Linked DNA regions of Homo sapiens: region 2 is linked to region 1. A link is an interaction called in ENCODE POLR2A ChIA-PET data of the cell type or tissue named here. Cell type or tissue: Panc1. All regions are shown on one strand. Each heading gives the region's core, and the rest is flanking DNA. Links, peaks and the distances in the headings are about the cores only.

What was found. Peaks named below come from ENCODE experiments on the same cell type or tissue, not always from the same donor. Only the 100,000 strongest peaks of a DNase experiment are listed, where the experiment ranks them.
Region 2: POLR2A ChIA-PET joins it to region 1 with 10 read pairs; 3 of 35 experiments call an interaction of 5 or more read pairs at or near these places.

The regions. Positions count from the first base shown.
Region 1 is chr5:173,127,319-173,139,924 of GRCh38, reverse strand. It overlaps CREBRF (CREB3 regulatory factor), which reads right to left. Exons shown (of 9, transcript NM_153607.3): 9 at 641-6,295. The coding sequence ends at 6,180. Among named protein-coding and RNA genes, the nearest start is that of BNIP1, 11 kb to the left of the region's middle. RefSeq lists an enhancer at 10,644-11,144. In Panc1, for the core only: no CTCF peak of the experiment used is centred there; no DNase peak of the experiment used is centred there.
Region 2 is chr5:173,228,639-173,241,244 of GRCh38, reverse strand. NKX2-5 (NK2 homeobox 5) reads left to right here and starts at 6,039. Exons shown (of 2, transcript NM_004387.4): 1 at 6,039-6,495; 2 at 8,036-9,136. The coding sequence starts at 6,162. The coding sequence ends at 8,676. RefSeq lists enhancers at 1,970-2,543, 7,360-8,239, 8,240-9,119, 11,393-12,059. In Panc1, for the core only: no CTCF peak of the experiment used is centred there; no DNase peak of the experiment used is centred there; H3K4me3 peaks cover 1,166 bases; H3K27me3 peaks cover 596 bases.

The DNA of each region.
Region 1 (12,606 bases), core at 2,462-10,461:
CTAGAGCCCTTTGCATATCTGTAACAGCTCCTGTGTTGTTCTGCAATCCTGTTCACATGCTGGCTCTGAGTTCCTGGAGTTCTCTTTCATCTCTCTATTGTCCAGTACCTAGCACAGGTCCTGGCAGAGTAAGTGCTCAACAAATATTTGCTGGCTGACTTTCAGCCACATACTCTGATGGAAGCCTTCACTTAGGTCTCTGGATTTAAGCCTCTATATATACGCCCAGCTTAGTTTGGAGACTTACTTAGAGTGATTAAACACACAAACACATACAAATGTTTAAATCAGGAGAGACCCAAAATATTTTATTTCCCATGCAGAACACTTGCCCAAAGATTAAAAGAGGAGAAATAAGAATATCCTCTAAGCTGTGAAGAATGCAAATGCTTACATCAACAAATAATTCTATATAATAGCTAAATGTCACTAAAATATTGAAAAATCAACCTATAGTGTCAAAAAAATGTTAGCTCTTTGATTATTACCACGAGAGGGGCAGCAGACCAGCAGTTCACCACTCTCTGTGATTTGGAATTTCTTTGGAATAGGTTATCTTGAGGAGCGGATGGTTACCTAGGTAAGCAAGATATAAGTACAGAAAGGAAGGGCGAAAACATGAGGCAAACAATTCAGAACGTTTTCTTTTCATCTTTTTTTATTTTAAATTACAAAGGATGTTGCATACACTGATGAATCTGTATCTGACTAGAAGTGCTCAGGGGTTGGAAGGTGACAGAAAACAAAGGCAAAATTTGCATTGCCTTTCCATCTGAAATGAAAAACTGCACAACTATTAACCAACATTTAATAGGATAATTTTTAAACAGCTCATGCGTCAACAAGATAAAGTTCTTTCTAGACAAGAGACAAGACTGAATCCAATAAAAAGTGTCATAGCTCCAGTTGGGAGAGAAAAAAAAAAAACTACAGAATATTTATGATAGCATTACAAACAGGATCCTACGCAACTATGCAAAAGAGGTTGCCACATTGTATGAACAAATGCTTTGAATTCTTGCCCTTCCACTCTTCTCTTGTGACTTCTGTGCTGTCAGCCCTAGTATCGCTGTCAACCACAATACTAAGCTGTAGGACAAATCCTAGGGAAAGAAGGTAAAAAAGCAGGCAGTGGAATACAGTGTCATAAAAATGTGGTGGAAAGGCAGATACAGTACACACATACACATTTCTGTTATTTGGTTCTGAAAAAAACAAAGGGCGAAGGGCAAGACATAGTAATCAGTCCTGCTCCTATCCACCCAGAATTTAATTAACTACACCATTGTGTTTACATTGTTATGAAAGAGGCAAACCGAACCTAGTTCACCCAAACTTGGCACATTGAAATACCCAACTTTGATGTTCTTCACTAGTTACCAAGTCTTCAATTCCAAAATACTGTTTGGAAGTAGTTTTAAGGCTCTGTCCCCTCACTACTACCTCCAAAACTCTCTAAACAAAAATGGCAATTTGGCCTAGCTCAGTTCCTAGGTGTAATTTCTACGATTTCAGTCAGTTTATTAAGCATGAGGACTATGCTTCAACACATAATCCCATTTGCCTATGGAAGTGTATAACTTTCAGTAGTACATTTTCATCATCTTTCCCCAACATGCTTATTCCTTAAAACGAAACCACCATTCCTACAGTTGACATTCATTGTTACATCCCAATGTGTTTGAAGTATTAAAAAAACATGGAGTCGTCTTCTCATAATGCCCTTATTAAGATTACAAAGATTACAAAAGAATCCACAAGTATTACGGCACTGTGTGAGACTTATTTGTCATGATCCAAGGGAAGAACAAGACTGCAGTTCTGTGCAAAGTTGTGGAAATGGCCTCAGTTCCATGGGAAATGGTATTCCACAACAGACTTCACTAGAAGGATAATTGAAACCTTTTACTTTAACACTGAAAGCATAATTCAATGCATTCTCAAAATTCAAGTTTCAAGATATGGAGAGATGCTAACATTCTGTTACATAATTAACTAGAAAATACTTGAACAGAATTTTAGGAAACTATATAAAGAAAGGGAACATAAGTTTTTGTTAATTCTTGCTGAAGGCAACTTGAATTCATTTCTTATAACATTAAATCTTAGCAGCTAAATTTTTTTAAATGTGTGGAATAAAGAAAAGCACATCCATTCTTGACATTTTGGTGAATAAACTAACAGCTTTATTAATGAAGGCAAACATCAGATCATTGTATGAATATTATATATATATATAAAAAGAAATCCAAACTAACAGCATTGTATTTCAAAAGTACTGTACTTCTGTTTCTTTTAAAGAGACTTGTCATCTGTTTTTATAAAACAAAATGGGTACTCTTCTCCTAAAAAATCCTGGAAAAATGAAATAGTCAATTTCAAGCTGATGAATTGAACACACCTTTCTTTAAATGCAGACTATTGCTAGGAAGCAAATAAAGTCAAGCATCAGAAAGAAGATGTATGAGAAATGCATGAAAGTCAGAGAAAAGGGATGTAGTGAAATTACTGCTAATCTTTCCCCCCTATATTCAAAGACCATCCAAAACTGGTCTTTCATACAAATATAAAATAACTATAAAGAGAGGGAATTTGAAACCATACCCATCTGAAATCCTTCATGATGCTTTTGTAATAGTTCTGATTCTCTTACCAAAAAGGTCAAAGTTAAAGATGTAGGAAGTGGAAGGGAATGAAGACGTTTAGTTTTAAATGTACAAGTAAGGCACAATATAAAGCCACATCATAATCTGTCATGAAGGATATAGGAAAGGACAAGAATCATACATGGTACAGTAGAACAAGCAATTATATTGACTGGAAAAGTGTGGCACCCAATTCAAAACTCAGACAAGATCTTAACAAGAGCGACTGGACAGCATGCTTTCATATGGAGACAAACTCTATAAAGAATCCAGTGTATCTGAAACTAGGAAAAAAGGTTTTTGTTGGTTTTTTTTTTTTTTAAATCATAGTAGTACTAGAGTCAAAGTTTATAATTGCTTTGGAACAATGGGTTTACTTGAGGTGAATTCACAATGCCTTCACTTAAAAGTAAGATTCTGGACTTCATTATGAGCTATCTGTATACCATGTATGAACACAGAAAACCTTTAGAGAACTCTTCTCTAATGATCTTCACCCAAAAATACATGCCACAATTTTCAAAAACAGAACATGTACAATTGTTGGGGTTTTTACATTACCCTTATAAGATTGGTTTGTGTGATACACTAAACGTATATATTTTAATGACAATAGAGGAAGCAGATTATTACTGGCATTAAAGTACAACCATTTCTAGACGGTTTTAAATGCCACAGAGTCCCCTGGTTAAAATGTAAAGCTGCACAGCTTGCCTATGTCATCTTTATGATAAAGTTAAAACAGCAAGAGGATTTAACTTTCACTCTACATTTTACTGCCAGGTTTTTATATAGATCAAGTATCGCTGCAGCATTCTGACCAGCCCAGATTTAGCAGCAAATGGCAGGAATCATATAAAATGCAATTTTTTTTTAACAAAGTGCTTTTCTAAGATATACATACATATATAAATAGGTACAAAATAAAGTGTCAACATTAAAAAGCTCAACTATTTAAAAGCTTTTAACTATTTAACTTAAGTAGTACATATAAAACACTGAAACTCAAAGATATGGAATCTACTAAACAGATTCAAAGTCTTTTTTTTTTTGAAATGCAAGACCAAAAAATCAAATTCTGGTTTGCAGACAGGAAAAAAGTATCAAAAACCAGAATTCCTAACAGAGCAGCTAGAAAGGGGCAATTTTATAAACCTTATCAGCTGAATATCATGAGGTGATTTTCACCTGATTGCAAAACTGCCATAGTTTGAAACACTTTTCAATTTACCAGACACACTCTGTCAAGACTTCATATACTTCCAACTTGCAAGCCTGTGTTTTGCCTTCTCCAACCTAAAAAGGAAAAGCTTTAAACGATGAACTTACATTCTATTAAACCATCAGACTTGAGCTTATCATCTGTTTAGCGTGAATGTACAAACCAGGTACATTTCCACCAAACACATAGAAAAATCTTGTGCATCACAGTTCAGCTAAGGTGGTAAGACAATCCTTACAATCCTCCTTGGATTTCTTTTTTAAGATGTCAAAGAAGCAGGTAAGCAACATTGTTCATTTGTTACTGGGTGTTCTAGATCAAACCTTCACAAGCTATATATATAGCTTCATATGCTATAGCTTACAAATGGGGTAACAAAGTAAAAGAAAAGAACAAATTATACTTTGACACTTTATAGTCAAAGTATAATTAAAAAAGAAATCCTACAGTGGGTAATGGAGAAATAGATAATTTTTCCAGCAGCTATGCCTGAAATTTTTGGTATTTTTTTCCTTGCTAAATATGCTTTTTTTCTTTTTTTAGTTTTTAAGCCACCAGTTTTCAGAGTTCAAAGCACAAGATTTGAGAATAAAACAGTAAGAGAGACAGGATGGAAAAATCTGTGGGGGAAGGTTTATAATGCTGCCTTGACATAAGAAATTTCTCATCAAGAGGTAAAGCTTGAACACAGTTAAAACACTGACTAATGAAGCTGTTTTATATGAGCAAAAAAGAGCACCTAAAAACTAAATGTGTTAATGTTTCTCAATTCTAGAAACTATAGAAGAATAAGTCACATGTTAAGTTTGAAGAAGCTAGTTTGAAAATACCTGTACAAAAATATAAAAATCTATAAATTGTTTTTGTTTTAGCCTGTGTTGATCTTTGAAAATATTACATGCACAATAATACATCAATCGGAAAAGTGGCAACTAAAGAATTAGATATTTTTAGCTTTTTTCTTTCTTTACATATATATATATACATAATACAATAAAAATAATCTATTTTGTTGTCTGGTGGAAGTATACTACAATAAGCTAAATAAACATTTTAATTTTCAAAGTCAAAAACTATTTTATCAATAGCTTACTAAAATGAAATATATTAAAATTTCCTACAATAAGTGCAGAAATAAAAGACATCTAAATGGCCACCAACTTATCTACTATGGAAGCGAACTAGAGGAACAGCAAAATAATATTTGTATGTATGGATGCTCCTTCTGTAGATAATTGGACCCAAACAGAAATAAAATTCACAGTTCAGTAAGATCCCTAACCCTGACCTTTTTTTTTCTTTTTTTTCTCCTTTTTTTTCATACATTCATACAGTATCATGTAAGCTGTGCAAAACTTTACTTAGACTGGCAGTTTGCCATATCAGTTGCATTTGTCTTTGGTACAAAAAATAAAACAATCGCAATAATGTGCAAGTATTTGTCTTCTTCCGGTCAAGTACCGAAATATGAGTTTTCTAGAGCCATCTTTTTTTTGTTGTTTTTTGTTTTGTTTTTTATACAATACACAGACTCTGTGGCATATATCTACATTTCAACATAGTCCTATATACATTCAAAAAATCTGAAAAAGAGTTGGAACAAAAAAACATTTAAACCCCATAATTTTTCCATCTATATATCTTGTTTTTTCTCATTAGGGTTTTCATCATACAAAATATTACCAGTTTTAGAGTTTCCCCAAAATACAAGGCACAAAGAATATGCTTTTTTTTTCTTACTTGCACAGACATTTGTGTGTGTGTGTGTATATATATATATATATATATATATTTATATATATCATCTTGAGCTCTGACAATGAACATCTAATATGGCCCACAGGCACAAGTGCTGGGTGTGCCATATACAAGTGAGATTAATGGTTGTGGAAAATTAGAACAAAAAGCAATAATTCTAAAAACAATTTAAACCGACTGTTTAAAAAAATGCTTCCTCAATTTTTTTGTGTGGTTCAGAGCATAAATCTGCCACAATACTTGGCATTTTACTATTTCACTCCTCCAAAATGTTTTGCTTTAACAGATTTTTGTAATCTGTACCTAACATTTACTTAAACATATGATTTTCAATTCTGATGCCAGTAGCAGTTTTAATCATGGTTTATGCTCTGAAAATGCAATAATCAAGTATTTTGGATCATGCTTCACTTATGCTACTTAGTTCTTAAAACAATGTAACCTAATTGTAAATGTTTACATAATGCTAACTGACATGCAAAACAGAATGAAAATTTACAATGGATAACGTGACAAAACGCAGACATTTCTGACCAGTGGTCCAATGAGGCTGATTACACCTTTGATGTTGGTATCCTTAATCCTACAAGGCCTCCAGTGGGATTCCCTTCTGCAGTCTTCTCTAACACTTGGTTAACAAATTCTGAGGTTTGCCCAGCAACTGGTAGACCTGAAGAGAAGAATAAAAGGCACATCTAGACACAAAAATGGAAGGCCATGAAGGGAAGGGAAGGAGCTGGTAAAAACTGAGGTTCAGGTGTGGCCCTCAGCTTGATACTGGTCCCAAATGAATTCCCTGGCACTTGTTATTGCAGCTCAGAAAACAATGCTACCCTTCATATTACTGTCTAAAATTTTAAGATTAGAAAAGTCAAACCAAGGATAGCCATGAAAAATCATAAACCAACATTTAAAGTGAGGTAGATGACAAGTGTAACAGTCCAAATAACAGTCCAAACCCAAACCCAAAGGCTGCCGACAGGCACTGCTTCCCACGCCCTGGTTTTTCCCTGTTCTCTCAGCCAGTCTCTTCCAATTACTCTAAACTCACCAAGTTCCATGGGTAGGTTTCACCCATGAAACTGAAAATATAGACCTGAAGGATGTTTTGGGTCATTTTTATAATTACTGGATACAGTTTAAGTTTCCTTTTCTTCATTTAAAAAAGTGAATGAACGAATAAGAAATGTTGGAAGAGAAGAGGGAGAAAGGTGGGAGCAGCATAAGTATGTAGATTTTCTCATCTTCCTCATCTTCCATAGTAAGACCAAAAGATAAAATCACTAAATCAAATAACAGAGGTATAAGTACATTTTTTTAAGTATTAAGAAAAATAAAAAGGATGGAAATAGAAATATATTTGTCAGCTAGGCACGGTGGCTCAGGCCTGTAATCCTAGCACTTTGGGAGGCTGAGGCAGGCGGATCACCTGAGGTTGGCGGATCACCTGAGGTCGGCAGATCACCTGAGGTCGGAAGTTCAAGACCAGCCTGACCAACATGGAGAAACCCTGTCTCTACTGAAAACACAAAATTACCCAGGTGTGGTGGCACATGTCTATAATCCCAGCTACTCGGGAGGCTGACGCAGGAGAACTGCTTGAACCCGGGGGGTGGAGGTTGGGGCCAGCCAAGATCATGCCACTGCACCCCAGCCTGGGCAACAAGAGTGAAACTCTGCCTCAAAAAAAAAAAAAGGAAAGGAACGGGAGGGGAGGGGGAGGGGGAGGGGGAGGGGGAGGGGGAGGGGGAGGAAAGAGGGAGGGGAGGGGGAGGAAAGAGGGAGGGGAGGGGGAGGAAAGAGGGAGGGGAGGGGGAGGGGAGGGGGAGGGGAGGGGAGGGGAGGGGGGGAGGGGAGGGGAGGGGAGGGGAGGGGAGGGGAGGGGAGGGGAGGGAAAGGAAAAAGAATTTGTCGGCTGGGCGCAGTGGCTCACGCCTGTAATACCAACGCTTTGGGAGGCCAAGGCAGGCAGATCACCTGAGGTCAGGAGTTTGAGACCAGCCTGGCCAACATGGTGAAATCCTGTCTCTACGAAAAATACAAAAAATTAGCTGGGCATGGTGGCGGGTACCTGTAATCCCAGCTACTCAGGAGGCTGAGGCAGGAAAATTGCTTGAACCCAGGAGGCAGAGACTGCAATGAGTCAAGATTGTGCCACCGCACTCCAGCCTGGGCAACAAGAGTGAAACTCCATCTCAAAAAAAAAAAAAAAAAGAAATATATTTGTCATTGCTCATAGGAAGAAGTCAAAAGATATCATAAAAAATACTGGCCGGGCATGGTGGCTCAGGCCTGTCATCTCAGCACTTTAGGAGGCCGAAGTGGGCAGAGCACAGGTCAGGAGTTTGAGACCAGCCTGGCCAACAAGTTGAAACCCTGCCTTTACTAAAAATACAAAAATTAGCTGGGCATGGTGGCAGGCACCTGTAATGCCAGCTACTTAGGAGGCTGAGATAGGAGAACCACTTGAACCTAGGAGGCAGAGGTTGCAGTGAGCTGAGATTGCACTACTGCACTCCAGCCAGGGTGACAGAGCAAGACTCCGTCTCCAAAAACAAACAAAAAAAAGTGTGTGTGTGTGTGTGTGTGTGTGTGTGTGTGTGTATACATATATACAAGCTTAACCATGTGATCAAACTTAGCATGACAAATAATGAGACAATCTGATATTATGTGCCTCTTGACTGATGGAATGAAAAGGTTGTATGATGTATTCTTACCAGAAAATCTAACTGCATTTAGTCATGAGGAAACAGATAAATCCAAATGTTGAGACATTTTACAAGACCTGGATTTTTCATAAAAATAAAATAAGATGGGGAGACTGATGTAGACTAAAGAAAACAAAAGAAGAGATATGACTAAATGCAATGCATGATCCTCGACTGGATCACACACACAAAAAAATGCTATAATGGACATTATTGAGACAACTGGGAAAATGGATTCCATATTAGATATTATATCAATGTTGAAGCACTAGGATGTGACACTGGCGTTGTGGCTAAGAGAATGTCCTTGTTTTCAAGCAATACAGGCTAAAATAGTTAGAGACAAAGAATCATGATTTTTACGAGTTATTTTCAAATATTCCCTGTCCAAAATACACATGTAGATAGAGGTAGAAATAAAGCAAATGTAGCAAAATATTAACAACTGGTGAGGGCTGGGTGGGGTGGCTCATGCCTATAATCCCAGTGCTTTGGGAAGCTGAGGCGGAAGGATCACTTGAGCTTAGCCTGGGCAACACAGCAAGAACCCGTCTCTACAAACATAAAAATAAGTTTGCTGCTGGCCACGTGAGCTGGCTCATGCCCGTAATCCCAGCACTTTGGGTGGCCAAGGTGGGCGGATCACTTGGGGTCAGGAGTTTGAGACCAGCCTGGCCAACATGGTGAAACCCTGTCTCTACTAAAAATGCAAAAACATTAGCCAGGCATGGTGGTGTACGACCAGTGACTTGGGAGTCAGCTGAGGCAGGAGAATCATTTAAATCTGCTAGGCAGAGGTTGCAGTGAGCCAAGATCACGCCACTGCACTCCAGCCTGGGAGACAGAGTGAGACTCCATTTCAAAAATAAAAATAAAAATAAAAATAAAAATAAATAAATTAGCTGGACATGGTGGCGCACATCTGTAGTCCTAGCTACTTGGGAGTTGGTGCTGAAAGATCACTTGAGTCCAGGAGTTGGAGGCTGCAGTGAGCTATGATAGCACCACTGCATTCCAGCCTGGGTGACAGAGCGAGACTGGTTTCTAAAAAAAAAAAAAGCAATGAATTTTAAAGAACAGTGAAAACAACTGGTAAATCCAGTTGAACGAAACATATATGTTCATCGTACAATTCTTTCTCCTTTTCTATAGGATTAAAATCTTAAATGAAAAGTTGACAGACAAAATAAGTATACATTTTATGTTACAGTTAAAAGCCAATCCACAAGGTAAAAACACAAAGCTTTGAAAATTATCAGAGGATACAAACAAAAGTGAAACCATAATGGATCATGTAAAGGCAAAAAAAAGGCCACATAAACAAACTCTAGCAGATCTTTTGATGACAGCACTAAAACCAAACATAGATCAATTTTTTTAAAAATGAGCTAAACTCACCTATTAAAGTACAACCTCCAGAATAAATAACAAAAAAAATCCAAATACATGCTACATAAAAAAATCTAGGCCGAGCGTGGTGGCTCACGCCTGTAATCCCAGCACTCTGGGAGGCCGAGGTGGGTGGATCACAAGGTCAGGAGTTTGAGGCCAGCCTGAACAACATGGTGAAACCCCGTCTCTACTAAAATACAAAAATTAGCCAGGCGTGGTGGCATGTGCCTGTAATCCCAGCTACTCAGGAGGCTGAGGCAGGAGAATCGCTTGAACCTGGGAGGCAGAGGTGCAGTGAACTGAGATCACTCCATTACACTCCAGTCTGGGCGACAGAGCGAGACTCTGTCTCAAAAACAAAAAACAAACAAACAAAAAAATCTAAGAAAAAATTTTCTGATATCTGAATTAAAATTAAGTTACATTTTAATTTAACTAAAATGTTTTGTGTGTGTGTATTTTTTTTTTTTTTTTTTTTGAGATGAGGTCTGTCACTCAGGCTGGAGTACAATGGCACGATCTTGGCTCACTGCAGCCTCCATCTCCTGGGCAAAAGCGATCCTCTCGCCTCAGTCTCCTGAGAAGCTGGGATTACAGGCTCGCATCACCATGCCTGGCTAACTTTTTGTATTTTTTTTCTAGAAATGGGGTCTCCTTATGTTGCCCAAGCTGGCTTCGAACTCTTGGGCTCAAGTGATCCTCCTGCCTTGGTCTCCCAAAATGTTGAGATTATAGCTGTAAGCCACTGCACCTGGCTAAAATGTTTTAAAAAGATGTAACTGGCCGGGCGCGGTGGCTCATGCCTGTAATCCCAGCACTTTGGGAGGCCGAGGCTGGTGGATCACGAGGTCAGGAGATCAAGACCATCCTGGCTGACACGGTGAAACCTCGTCTCTACTAAAAATACAAAAAATTAGCCGGGCGCAGTGGCAGGTGCCTGTAGTCCCAGCTACTCGGGAGGCTGAGGCAGGAGAATCGCTTGAACCCGGGAGGTGGAGTTTGCAGTGAGCCGAGATCGCGCCACTGCACTCCAGCCTGGGCAATAGAGCGAGACTCCGTCTCAAAAAAAAAAAAAAAAAAAAAAAAAAAAGATGTAACTAATATAAAATGATTCAGAGGCCGGGCACGGTGGCTCACGCCTGTAATCCCAGCACTATGGGAGGCCGAGGCGGGTGGATCACGAGGTCAGGAGATCGAGACCATCCTGGCTAACATGGTGAAACCCCATCTCCACTAAAAATACAAAAAATTCGCCGGGCATGGTGGCGGGCACCTGTAGTCCCAGCTACTCCGGCGGCTGAGGCAGGAGAATGGTGTGAGCCCGGGAGGCGGAGCATAAGGTGAGCCGAGATCGAGCCACTGCACTCCAGCCTGGGGTACAGAGCGAGACTCCGTCTCAAAAATAAATAAATAAAATAAAATAAAATAAAATGATTCAGAAGGATTGAAAATAAAAGAGTAGACAAAGGAATACCAAACAAATATAAATAATAAGATTAGAAACAATACCAAACAAATATAATAAGAAAGCTGCATTCGTGATAATACCAGACAAGAAGTGTACTTCGTGATGATAAAAACTGTAGTTCATAATGCAGATTTAGTACTAATAAATACTATTCAAACATCCTGACATTCAGAAGCAAAAACACAGAAAATATGAGATGAAACTGAAATACATTACTGGGAACTTTTCTCAGTTCTACACAGAGTAAATGGACTGCCACACCAAAAAAAAAAAGGAAAAAACTTTATTAAAAATACCTAGTCGATATGTGGGAATCTTATTATAAAACAGAAAATACATCTTCTTTTAAAACTCCCGCAGAACATTAAAAATTGTAATCTTATATTAGGTAGCCAAGAAAATCTCAATAAATCCACAAAAAACTGGAGGTCAGTAATAAAACTAGAAAACAATAATCCCTACCTGCTGGGGGAAATTTTAAATCTCTCTCAAAGAATTCTTGGGTTAAAGAGTAAATCAAACCTAAAATTTCAAAGTATTCAGAAAACAATAAAAATGACAAATCAGAACTTATGTCAGAATTTTAATCAGCTAAAGTAGCTCTAAGAAGAAAATTCAAAGGCTGTTATTTATATGAATGGTCAAGAAAGAATAAAAAGAAAAAAATTAAGCATCTAACAACTCAAGAAATTAGAATTGGTAAGTTAAGAGCTGGTTTTGGGGGGGAGAAAGTAGAATAACCTATAATGAATCAAGAAATAAGGGAGAACAGACACAAAATAATAAATGAAAATGGAACAGTAACAACAGATATAGAAGAAATCAAAAATCAAACAAAAATGCTTTGCTCACTTTTAATAAATTTGAGGCCCAGGAGGAAGTAATTTTTCAGGAATACGTAAATTATCAAAAATGACTCCAGAAGAATTTGTAACCTGACAGAGAAATTACCTTTAAGAAAAATAAACTCAGGCCAGGCGCAGTGGCTCACGCCTGTAATCCCAGCACTTTGGGAGGCTGAGGTGGGTGGATCACGAGGTTAGGAGTTTGAGACCAGCCTGGCCAAGATGGTGAAACCCCATCTCTACTAAAAATACAAAAATTAGCCGGGCGCGGTGGCATGCGCCTGTAGTCCCAGCTACTTGGGAGGCTGAGGCAGGAGAATCGCTTGAATCTGGGAGGCAGAGGTTGCAGTAAGCCGAGATCGTGCAACTGCACTCTATCCTGGGTGACACAGCGAGACCCCATCTCAAAAAAAAAAAAAAAAGAAAAGAAAAAGAAACTCAGCTAGGCTCAGTGGCTCATGACTATAGCACTTTGAGAGGCTGAGGCGGGAAGATCACTTGAGGTCAGGACTTTGAGACCATCCTGGCCAAGGTGGTGAAACCCCGTCTCCATTAAAAATACAAA
Region 2 (12,606 bases), core at 2,160-10,159, 100 kb before region 1:
AATGGTATTTTTGCTGTGCACAGATTTATTTTTATGCAATCAGGTTTATATAATTCATCTTTTATAGTTTCTAGGTCTTTTGTTCTCTTAATCCCCCTCTCAAATATAAAAGCACTCCAAAATTATTATTTTAATTATCTGTAGCACTTTTGTGTTTCATTTTTAACGTCCAAATGTTTGATCTATCTGAAATTGAATGTATTTGGTATAAGAAAAATCCATCACATTTTCCTTACGTTAACATCATTTTATTTTGAAAGCATATTGTCATATAGACCATCCCTCCCCCCACCCCAAATAGCATAATATTGCAATTGGCGGGGACTTCTCATCTTAACCAGTTTTACTTTGTTGGTTAGACAACTACCCACGTGCCTGTCTACCTCTGCCCACTGTCCAGGTGAGTTCAGGTAACAACCTGGGATGTCTCCCAGGATAGTGTCGCTGGAAAGGAACGCTGTGTACACCTCATACCACCAAGGAGACAGACACAAAACTGGGGACCAGACAGGAAAAGAGACATGCTCAAGATGAGCCAACTGCTGAAAAGGCAGGACCACACCCACCGCGGGCTCAGAGGCCAGCGCTCTTTCTGACACACGCCTGCCTTTTTCAGGGTCTGTGCATCTTGGGCTGTGCAACCCCAGCACCTGGTACATAGTGGGCACCCACTCAATGTAGGTGAAGGGATGGAGAAAATCAGGCCAAGAATCCAACAGTGACCAAGCTGTGGAGTCACTTGGCAGCTGGGTGAAAGCTACGGTCCACTCTTTTAGCCTCTCCCCTCACAGCCACACACACACACACACACACACACATACGCACAGTATCCACTAGCCATGTGGATCTGCTCTTTCCTTCTGTGGGCTCTAGGCCCTTCCTATGGCTGAGCAAGTTTCCATGGACAGCTCTTAAAGCAGCTTGGAGACTTTCTGTCTGTCCTAGCTGGCTAGCAGGGGGCTGGGGAGGGGTGGGGGGTGAGGGAAGGAAGCCAAAACCCAGCTAGGCAATAGAGAGTTAGTATTTCCAGTGCTCTGCTCAGACAGCCCAGAAAGCAGGATTGACTACATAGTTTGTGGGCTCAGCGCAAAATAGAAATGTGGAGACTCTGCTTAAAAACTTATGAAGAGTTTTAAGACAGCAACAGCGGAACATTAAACCAAGCTCAGGCCCTGTGAGACTGCACAGATGCCATGCCCATGAAGGATAGGGTTAATTATGGAGGAGGGGGAAGGGCCCTTTCAAGGACTCTAAAGCTTCAGACTGTAAGGTAGAAGTGGGCTGGAGGGGTATTCATAATAGACAAAATGTGGAAATAACCCAAATGTTTACCAAGTGATGAATGGACGAAGTGTGGCATAGACATACAATGGAATATTGTTCAGCCATTAAAAGGAACAAGATGCTGATACGTGCTACAGCATGGACGAACTTTGAAAACATTATGTTAAGTGAACGCTGCGAGACACAAACAGCCACATATTGTATGATTCCATTTGTATGAAATGTCCAGAACAGGCAAATCTATAGGGGCAGAAAATAGATTAGCAGTTGCCTAGGGCTGGGAAGGTAGGAGAGGGGATTGGAGTTGATGGCTAAAGACCACAAGTTTGTTTTTGGGGTGATAAAAATGTTCTAAAATTGTGGTGTTGGTTTCACAACTCTGTGGACATACTAAAAATCACTGAACTGTATACTTTAAATGGGTGGATTGTATGGTATGCGAATTATATCTCGATAAAGCTGTTATCAAAATAGGAGAGGGAAGGGAGAAGGGAAAGGAAAAGTGGGAGAGCGAGGGGAGGGGAAGGCGGAAGTGAAATGAACGCATGTTAAATTCCTCTCTCCCCCTCTCTTTCTCAAATGAACTTTATGCAGGAAATCTCCCTTGTCTATGAAGGTTGGGGAGACCTGGCATCTCAAATCCAACAGCCTGGTCCTCTCCCCTGGCTGCGGGGTGGGGGGTGATGGTGGGGGTCTTGCTCTTCCTCCAGTTGGTACGGTCTTGGGCGCAGCGACGTGTAATAAAAGAAAACAGTCTCAGCTGTGCAGTCAGCTGTGTGTTCGAATCCTAACACCCTGACACTGTCCTTTCCCATCTGTGTGACCCTGAGCAACTTACTCCACGTCTCTGAACCTCATTCTCCTCAGGCCTGCAGTCGGAATAAGAGGATCCGTGACGAGATCCGTGAGAGCGCCTGGCACACCCCGTGGGCACTGAACAAGCGTGGAAATGAGAAGGATTTGGTGCCAGCTGAGCCACCTGAATGAGGCGAGTCCCGAGGCAGGAAAAATCCGGTGCCGCGGAGGCCGCCTGGACTCTTCCGGAGCCAAGGGCGAGGTCGGCGGCCCTCAGAGTCGCCCCCCGCCCCCAACTCCCGGCCAGGAAGGAAGCCGGGCGGCGGAGGGGCCCAGCGCGGAGGCGGAGGCGGAGGCGGAGGCGGAGGCCGAGGCCGGGAGTCCGGCGCGCAGCCGGAGCTGCTCATCCATCAGCCGGACGAAGAGCAGAGTCGCGCTCTCGGCCCTCTGTTTGCTTTCTCGCCAATTATTGCAGCGCCGCAGCCCCTTTGTTGATACAGTAGTCCGAAAAAGTGCTAATGTTCATTTATCAGGGGGCCAGCCGGGGACTCCCACGAGTTGCGATTCTTCCCAAAATATAAACATGGGGCGAGCGTCCCAGACAGAAACTCCCATCTGTTTCCCCCGCGCGGGCCGAGAGCGAGGCGTTGTTGAAGATAAAGCCGCGGATAACGCCGCCTGTCTCCAATGGACGTCTCCCCAGCGCATTAATGACATTCCCGGTGATAGTTCCAGCTTATCTTTCAATTAATCATATATACCTTTTGCGACCAGCCCTGCTGATTGCACGAAAGGGGGGCCGGCTCCGGCTGCGCCGATCGCTTTTCAATTAATAATAATTTATTCACGGAGAATGCGCTCGAGCCACCCTGGAATTTGGATTATCTTAAAGCACCAACTCTTTAAAAGTCAAGGAAATACACAGATAGATTTTCGATCTCTTCTCTCTCCTTTTGTCTCTCTCTGCCTTTCTCTAGGCTGAAGGCTGTTTGTTTGTCCTGCTAGTTTGGTCAAAGTGCGGCGCAGAGAGGCGGCCAGGTTGGGTCAGCGGCCCTTGGGAAAAAAAGATGTGTCCCTGTTGGGGGCCAGAGAATCAAGTTTCCTCCCACCCAACCCCCAACTATTGCAATTTCTATTTAGATCTATTTAGAGGGATTTTTTTTTAACTCACTCGGAAACAGTGAGGACTGGAAAGAAAAGCTGCAAATGGCTCTCGGACTTTCCTCTAAGGAGACCAGCATGGGTCGCCCCAATTTCTATTTTGCACGTATTTGTCCGTTTTTGCCCCATCTCCTCTCTCCTGCAACACCAAGACCTTTTTGGAAGCCAAGAGAAATCATTACCCGATTCACAAAGAGCATAGAGAGTGTAACAGTCACTGATCTTGTTCAAATAGGGAGAGTTTTTTTTCCTTCCCTTTTTGTAACACCTGACCCACAGGACTGACAGTTCTAGGAAGCCCCCTTACCCGAAAATAGGAAATAAATCCTTGCCACCTTGATTTGCAAGGGCAATGCTAATTTTTTTCTTTCTCCAGAGCTCTCAAAAAAAAAAAAAAAAAAACCTTACTAAAAACAGGGATCCCGGATGTAGCCTCGATGTCCCCCATTAAACGGTAATATTTCAGGCGTCCGCTCACACTAATCTTTCAAACTGTCATCGCGAGCCGCCTGGCCAGCAGATTCACTTAACAGCGCTCCCAGGACCCTCGTTCCGAGCTCTTTTCAGCGAGACATTTAATTGAATCGGATGTGGCTCGTTTGCCAGACGTCACCGCCTCGGCGATAGGCATCCTCTCCAACGACACCCCCCCCCGCCCGCGCTCGAAAACAATCTTCAAAGGCAAGGCGGGCCCCCAAGCTAGGTTAATTTACAGCCATAACGGTAACGTGGCCAAAAGTCCAGGCGAGGAAGGGCCGCAAGGCCGCTGACATGCAGCTCCGTCCAAGGAGAATTTGGGTTGGGAGGTGAAGAGGTGGGGGGACGAGGTTTCCTGGGCCTTGAACGCCCCACATTTAAGAAAAGGCATCCTCCACAGACTAGACTAACAATTCCAGACCCCCAGTAGTCCCTGGCTCAGAAACTCGAGGCGTGATTTCGGCGTGGCAGCCCAGGCCTGTTACTGACGGCTGGCGCCTAGAAGCCGGGGTCAGGGCGTTGCGCGCCTCCTGGGCTGCCCTGCGGGGCTCACCTCTCTCCCCAGCATGGAGGCCCCAGGTCCTGGGAGTGTGGCTTTGATGAGGGACAGGAAAAGTCCCAACATCAGGCCAATGCTTGACTTCACTTGCGTCGGCGTCTCAGACGGCACACTGTCGGGTTTGAGCACCCAAGATGTACGTTCTGGACAGACACTATTTTGTCCCCATACATGGAGCGTTTCCTCCGCACCTTGGGCGCGCCTGCGGGAGCTGTGTCTTTAGGTAGTTTTTGGCCCTGCGCCGCCTTTATTCTACTCCAAGCGCCTCTTGCCAACCCGCACTCCGCAAAGAGCCAAGCCCTCCACATCCCCATTCTCAGCAAGTCCACGCGTCCCGCCCAGCTTCCCGCCCGCGGTTCCCTGTACCAGCTAGGGCCGTGAGAAGCCAACGCTTTTCCACTGACAAATCCTGTCATCCCCAGCTCTAGAAGGCGTCCTTAACCTGGGCCCGCTCTGCCTGCCCGGACTCCTGAATTGTAAGCAAAATAAAACTCCTCTCTGCAGTGTTCTGGGGAATGGAGAAGACCCCAAGCTTTCATCAGACCTCCCAAGGAGTGCGGGGACCCAGAGAAATGAGGCCACCCGGGCAGGATCTGGCCATGTAGCTGGCGCTCCTGAAACTCTGGCAGATTTGTCTGACTTCTGTGCCCTACTCTACTGACCCTGGGCTAAAAATGATCATGATCACCCCACTTGCCCTGCCCTTCCCCCACGCGCCTGACCGAGCCGCAGGGGTGCCCCACTGGAAGTCCGGCCCAGAGGCCTCAGAGAAATCCTGGCCTAGCTGGGCTCAGAGGAGCCCCGCCTCCCTGAGAGCTAAACCTGGGCTAGGACCCTGAAACCTCGAGGTTGGCAGAAGCCTGAGGGCCTTGCTGCCAGGCAGGGAGGGCACGGGAAGGAGGGAGGTGGGATCGATGGCCTCCAAACAGGGGAAACAAGGTGGCTGGTAGCTGGGGCACTCCACAAGACAGGTGTCTCCTGGGAAGCTGAGCTTACCAGCTGGGATTCCTGATTTATTTCATTATTAAGGGGAGAGGCATTTCCCTGGGAGGGTACTGGCAGTGACTGATGCCCCCTGGAGTTGTGCTGTGCATAACACTACTGTAGGAGGCAGCAACTCCTACCCCACCTGGCCATCACTCACCTTGCCCTTACTTTCGTTGACTCGCCCAGAAGCACCCAGAGCCTGCGGCATGACTGACCCTGTAGGCCAAGCCAAACCAAACCCCCGAATTGTCCAGAATCTCGCCCTGCTGCTATCCCCAAAGCCAGCCCTGTCCTCCAGGCTTCTCTTCCTATTCAGACTCTCCCTCATCCCACCACCTTCAGTAATAAAGCCTTCCTCAAATCACTCTCCTCCCCACCGCTTCCCACCCCATCCTTCTCTCTCCCATGCTGGTTTGGGTGCTGAGGAATATTTCTTCAAACCCACACCCATCCAGCCCTGCCCAGAGGCCTGACTCTGCATGCCTCTGGTAGGCTTTTCAGGCTCACATTAGGGAGCAAACGCAGGCTGCAGGAGCAAAAGGAGACCCTTCCAAATGCGTCGTGGCCCCTTTAAAAAAGCTGGGCAGGGCTTTTTTTTTTTTTTTTTTTTTTTTTTTTTTTTTTTTTTTTTGCCGTATGACTATATTAGGTGACACGAAACTGCTCATCGCTCCTGTCATCGAGGCCCCTGGCCCAATGGCAGGCTGAGTCCCCCTCCTCTGGCCTGGTCCCGCCTCTCCTGCCCCTTGTGCTCAGCGCTACCTGCTGCCCGGACACATCCAGAGCTGGCCGACGGGTGCGCGGGCGGGCGGCGGCACCATGCAGGGAAGCTGCCAGGGGCCGTGGGCAGCGCCGCTTTCTGCCGCCCACCTGGCGCTGTGAGACTGGCGCTGCCACCATGTTCCCCAGCCCTGCTCTCACGCCCACGCCCTTCTCAGTCAAAGACATCCTAAACCTGGAACAGCAGCAGCGCAGCCTGGCTGCCGCCGGAGAGCTCTCTGCCCGCCTGGAGGCGACCCTGGCGCCCTCCTCCTGCATGCTGGCCGCCTTCAAGCCAGAGGCCTACGCTGGGCCCGAGGCGGCTGCGCCGGGCCTCCCAGAGCTGCGCGCAGAGCTGGGCCGCGCGCCTTCACCGGCCAAGTGTGCGTCTGCCTTTCCCGCCGCCCCCGCCTTCTATCCACGTGCCTACAGCGACCCCGACCCAGCCAAGGACCCTAGAGCCGAAAAGAAAGGTGAGGAGGAAACACAGGCCCCCTTCTCCCCTCCTGGGTCGCTTTCGTCCCCAAGAAACTCAGGGCCAGGAGGAGGAGACACGCGCCCTTGGGCCGAGGGCTGGGCTGCGGCGGGGGGTTCAGAATGTAAGATGCCTGGTGTTGTCGCCAGGCTCCCGCGCCCCGCGTCCAATCGGAGGTTCAGAGGAAATGCCGGATTGAAAGGATCAGAAGCAAGAGACCAAAAAACGTTTCCCCCCGGCCTAACAAAGCCCCGGGCGGCTTCGGCTCTGCTCCTGGGTCTGGTAGGAAGTTGAGAAATCGGTTTATGGTAGACAGAACAGAGAGACAAGCAGATAATCTCTGTTTTTAAATCTCCTTTGGATTTACGAATCTTTTTAAAGATCTGATGAGAACCGCTAAACAGAAATTGAAATGTTGCTCACCAGACAGCTTTTGCGTACAATCGGAGGAGGGTCCTGGACCTTCTTTCTGCAGCCCACCCACGACCCGGGTTTCTGGTGCCTTTCTTTCTTTGCGCCAGGAAAGTGGAGTCTGGGATCGAGGGCCTTGATTTTAAAATGGGATACTGCGGACCCTCAGGAATCTGACTTCACTTTATTTTTTCAGCACAACTTGCCGGCGCGGCCAGGGCGGAGAGGTTCCCTCGTGGAAAAGTTAGGAAATGCTGCGCTACCGCGGGCACAAGGGAGTGGACGAGATGAGTGCGGGATCATCCCGCAGGCCATCCCAGGATCGGGGAGGGAGGCCGGCCCCGCTGCAGAAAGGGGCCTTCTGGGAGACCCCCCAGCCCAAGGCAGGAGCCCGGGCGATTCCCGGGAGGCCGCAGGCGCTGGGCGAAGCGCTGGGCGAAGGGCCGCTGCCAGCCGGGAGAGAATTCATAGGTTTGTTGAGGAGCAGAGGCCTGGGAACAAATTCGGGCGGGCACGGCGGCTAGAACTGATCGCTACCAATTCGAGGAAGCCAGCAAGGCAGGTTCCGAGGCCGCCTGCCCACCCGCAGCTTCTTGGACACTGCGCAAACCCTGCTGCGGCCAGGCTGGAGCCTCCGATCACCAAACCAACACTCCCTGGCCTTCTGTTTCTTGATTCCTTAATTTTGAGATAAGACCGTCCCTAGCAGTGAGGCCTCGGCCTCTGTTCATTTAACTTCTCAAACCAAACTAGCCCTAATTCAGTTCACCCCAGAGCATCACCTGGTTTTATTTTTATTTTTTTATTTTTTTATTTATTTTTTTTTTTTTTGCAGCCTGAAATTTTAAGTCACCGTCTGTCTCCCTCACCAGGGTGTGAACTGCCCCGAGGGCAGAGACCTCCCGTTTTGTTCTCCAGCGCCTTGAGCCAGCCTGACTTTCTACAAATGCTGAGTGAGACGTGTCGGTGGCTCCCAGTGCACTTGGCAGAGTGAGCCGCAGCCAGCTGGGCGCTCCAGGCAGGACACAGTGGCCTCCACGAGGATCCCTTACCATTACTGTGCGGCCGCGCTCCGTAGGTCAAGCCGCTCTTACCAAGCGTCTCTCTGCCTCTCTGTTCCCCCTCAGAGCTGTGCGCGCTGCAGAAGGCGGTGGAGCTGGAGAAGACAGAGGCGGACAACGCGGAGCGGCCCCGGGCGCGACGGCGGAGGAAGCCGCGCGTGCTCTTCTCGCAGGCGCAGGTCTATGAGCTGGAGCGGCGCTTCAAGCAGCAGCGGTACCTGTCGGCCCCCGAACGCGACCAGCTGGCCAGCGTGCTGAAACTCACGTCCACGCAGGTCAAGATCTGGTTCCAGAACCGGCGCTACAAGTGCAAGCGGCAGCGGCAGGACCAGACTCTGGAGCTGGTGGGGCTGCCCCCGCCGCCGCCGCCGCCTGCCCGCAGGATCGCGGTGCCAGTGCTGGTGCGCGATGGCAAGCCATGCCTAGGGGACTCGGCGCCCTACGCGCCTGCCTACGGCGTGGGCCTCAATCCCTACGGTTATAACGCCTACCCCGCCTATCCGGGTTACGGCGGCGCGGCCTGCAGCCCTGGCTACAGCTGCACTGCCGCTTACCCCGCCGGGCCTTCCCCAGCGCAGCCGGCCACTGCCGCCGCCAACAACAACTTCGTGAACTTCGGCGTCGGGGACTTGAATGCGGTTCAGAGCCCCGGGATTCCGCAGAGCAACTCGGGAGTGTCCACGCTGCATGGTATCCGAGCCTGGTAGGGAAGGGACCCGCGTGGCGCGACCCTGACCGATCCCACCTCAACAGCTCCCTGACTCTCGGGGGGAGAAGGGGCTCCCAACATGACCCTGAGTCCCCTGGATTTTGCATTCACTCCTGCGGAGACCTAGGAACTTTTTCTGTCCCACGCGCGTTTGTTCTTGCGCACGGGAGAGTTTGTGGCGGCGATTATGCAGCGTGCAATGAGTGATCCTGCAGCCTGGTGTCTTAGCTGTCCCCCCAGGAGTGCCCTCCGAGAGTCCATGGGCACCCCCGGTTGGAACTGGGACTGAGCTCGGGCACGCAGGGCCTGAGATCTGGCCGCCCATTCCGCGAGCCAGGGCCGGGCGCCCGGGCCTTTGCTATCTCGCCGTCGCCCGCCCACGCACCCACCCGTATTTATGTTTTTACCTATTGCTGTAAGAAATGACGATCCCCTTCCCATTAAAGAGAGTGCGTTGACCCCGCACGTGTGCTTCTTTCAGCTTGCGGCGCTTCAGAAGCAGGAGAGAGGTGGCCGCCCGGGACTGGTCTCAGATCTCAGGCACAGGCATTCCCTGAGCAAATTGATAACATTGATACTAATAAAACCTAACCCTTGCTGGAACCATACTGGTTCCGTGTCGGGCACTTTCTGAGATTGTCTCATATAATCCTCAATAATCCAAAAAAAAAAAAATCCTAAAGTTTAGAAGCTGAGGCCCGGAGAGGTTTAATGACTTACCTGCGAGCAAATAGCCAGTACTAGTCGAACTCTGGTTAAATTCAGGATGCCTCACTTCAGAGACCGCCTTCCCTGTGCTCCCAAGCTCCCCTCCTTGAATCCTAATGTGTGCCAGGCACGGTTCCAGGCACTGGGCATTAAATGGACAGCAAAAGAACCTGGGCCCTCTGTAGCTGGAGAGCACCGTGATCATCCCACTTAAAAGAACTCCTTAGCCTGTTTCCAGATGGAAAAGCCAAGAACCCAAGCCCTTGGCAAGCGTTCTCAGGCTCCTCAGATGCCCCCAGATGCCACGTCGGGGCCTCATCAGCTGCCCGTGGGACTGAGTGCCGAGGCTGGACCCCAGAGAGGTGTCCTGCGGATGGTGCTCACCTCCAGCTGTGGTGAGGCCCCATAAATTCACATGGTCAAGGGAGCCCCTAAGCCCTAACCTTACTGATGTCCTTTCCTTAGGGCATTTAATTTCACCATAGTTCTGACCAACAAATGTTACTAGTGTCCTGATTTTATAGATGAGAAAACTGAGGCTCAGCGAAATCAAGTTTAAACCCTGCTTGTTATGGGACTTGCCCACTGCATGCCTCGGTGGTGGTGGTGGCGGTGGTGGTGGTGGCGGCGGCGGCGGTGGTTGCTCTTGTTTGTCTGTAAAATGAGGATAACAAACACACCTTGCTCGCATCCAGGATCGCCAGTCAGCAGGTGCTGGGACCGGACCTCCAGCTCCTCTATCACCAGCCCCAGAGCCTGAGGAACTGACCCAGGATCTTTTTAAGATACGTCTTTAAAAGGGACCAAAGCCAGAGGGAGTTGAGGATTTGTTTTCTCACTGGATATGGGTTTTTCTGATATTTTGCCCAGGAAGCACTGAGTTGGAGGCCTGGGGCATTGGGGCATCCGGCTGAGAGCTCCCTGACACAGCCAAAGCATTGCTTGTGGCAGCCAGGAACCGAGTGCTTCTCAATGTTCCCCTGACTCCCAGTAAGGGTCGCCAGGCTGGCCTGGCACAACCAGGAGCTGTCCTACTGCCTCACCAGGAACCATGCAGCCCCGCCAGCGCCTGTGGTGTCTCTCTGGGTAAGTGCCACACGCCCGTGGAAGAGGGGAGGATGCCAGGAGGTTCTAAGTACAACCACTGTCTATACCCAGTGTTACCACTGGACACAGTAGGATACAAGGGCAGTGGAGTGCAGGCAGTCTACCATCACAGGGTTCTGGGCTGTGCTGTGGGAAGGAAGAGGAAAGGGCTGTGCTCAAGGCTTGGCTGAGTAGAAGAAGGGACCTGAAGGTCTGGGCCAGCTGGCAGCTAGAGAGAGCCATCAGGAGTGGGAGCCGGATGATCAGCTCAGCCCTGGCATTCCACCTCCTGGGCCTGTGACCCTGCTGCGAGTCTTTAACATGTTCCTGTCTCAGTCTTACGGAGGGACACACTGAGGCTCCTCCAGGTTGCCAGACCAGCTCCTAAGCAGGACGGTGCTCTCCTGCTAGGCAGCCCCAGCCCACAGCCCCAGCAGGCCTAACTCACACAACTGGGAAATTCTTCTATCCGAAATGACCCGTATTTGCTCTTAACCAGATCGCTGTGGCCTCCGTCCCGCACTCCTGTGGGCCTTTTTCACCTTACAGGTGTCTGCAGTAGCATTAGAAACAATATTTATTTCACTTAACGTTATACCACGAGGATTTCTCCATGATACTTCCCTCTTTATGTGTCATACTCTCCCTTGGGGGACCAGCTGAGTGACCCAGGATCTCCTGCAGCTTTCCCAAGGCGCTCACAAAGGCTAACAACGGCTGGCTGGCATCTGCCAGGGCTCACCAAATGCCAGCAACCCCAGCTAAGTGTATACAGGAGTTCTCTCACCGAACCCATCTTCATTTGCAGACCGGGAAACTGAGGAGGTTACGTGGGTGGTCAAGATCATCCAGTCTCTAAGCGGGAACGGGAGCTGGGAAACACACAGGACACATACTGGGGAGAGTGTTCCTGAAGCCAGAGCCCGCCACACTGTGGATGTCTCTCCAGTAAAGATGCAGACAGAATGGCTCCAGGCCGCGCTGAGCAGAACCCAGACTCTTGCCAGTGGGGTGAGGATCTCAGGCCTCACATCCAGGCTCATGATGGGGCAAGCTGTAGACGGCAGAACTCAAGGAGCCGGCAGGGACTGCCCTTGCCTGGCTGGGGCGAGGCTTTCCTGCGTGGATGCTGAGTCAGGGAGCGAGGACTCAGGCCGGGACAGGGTCAGAAGTATCCTAAAGTAACAACACCCCGTGTTTACATGGCGACCCCCACCCCAATTATATCGGTGATATTTGTTCTGTGTTCAGTTGCTAATTGTATAAACGACGCATTCAGGGTAAGAAAACTCAACCGGCTCAGAGAAAAGCAAAACAAAGGAGAAGTGTGGGGCGCCTCCGAGGTGGCAAAGCCAGCGGAGATGAGGGTGGCGCAGGCATGAGCTCTCCATGCCTAGGGCGCCAGGGAGGCACCTAGGGGACTCATTTTATTTTTAGTATTTTTTAAAATCGAACAAGAACACGCCGCAGTTAAAAAAAATGGAGATAAACAGCGATATTAAAAGGAAAAAATGGGGGAAGGAAGGTAGGTTTATTTAAAAAAGAAAGGGAAAAAAATTAGCTTGGTGGTTCCCGGCAAAGGCGAGCCGGGGCTGGGGGTCCCCAGCACGAGGCCACCGCCTCCCACCCGGCCCCCGCCGCACTGGCTCCGCCGTCCCTTCGTTTCCTTGGGTCATTCCCAGCCCGCAGGCACAGGTTCGGCCAAATCAGAATAGCTCCCGTCCTTTCATTTTGTTTAGATTTCACCTTAAGTCGACGCCACGGTGTGTATCTAAATACCTGTATTTTTAAAGGACGCGCGGAAGCCGCAGGTTTCACCGCTGACTCGGAAACATCACGCGGTCCCGCGCGGGAGTAGCACCGTCTTCCCCGCAGCGCCCGCCCCTCGCATCCTCCGGGAAGCATTCCGAGCTCAGGCCCAGCGCTTCTACGCCGCAGGCAACAGCCTTGTGGCCTCTAAGCCTTGCCGACTCCCCTACCAGGCTGAGCTCCTGGAGAAAGGGGCCTGTGGCCTGCCTTTAATTTATCACTCACAGAGTTTATCGCGTGCCAGGCACTGTTCTGAGCTCTTTACAAGTGAACCCATTGAATCCCTTTTTATACCTCTGGGTTATCGTGAGGAAACAGATGAAGG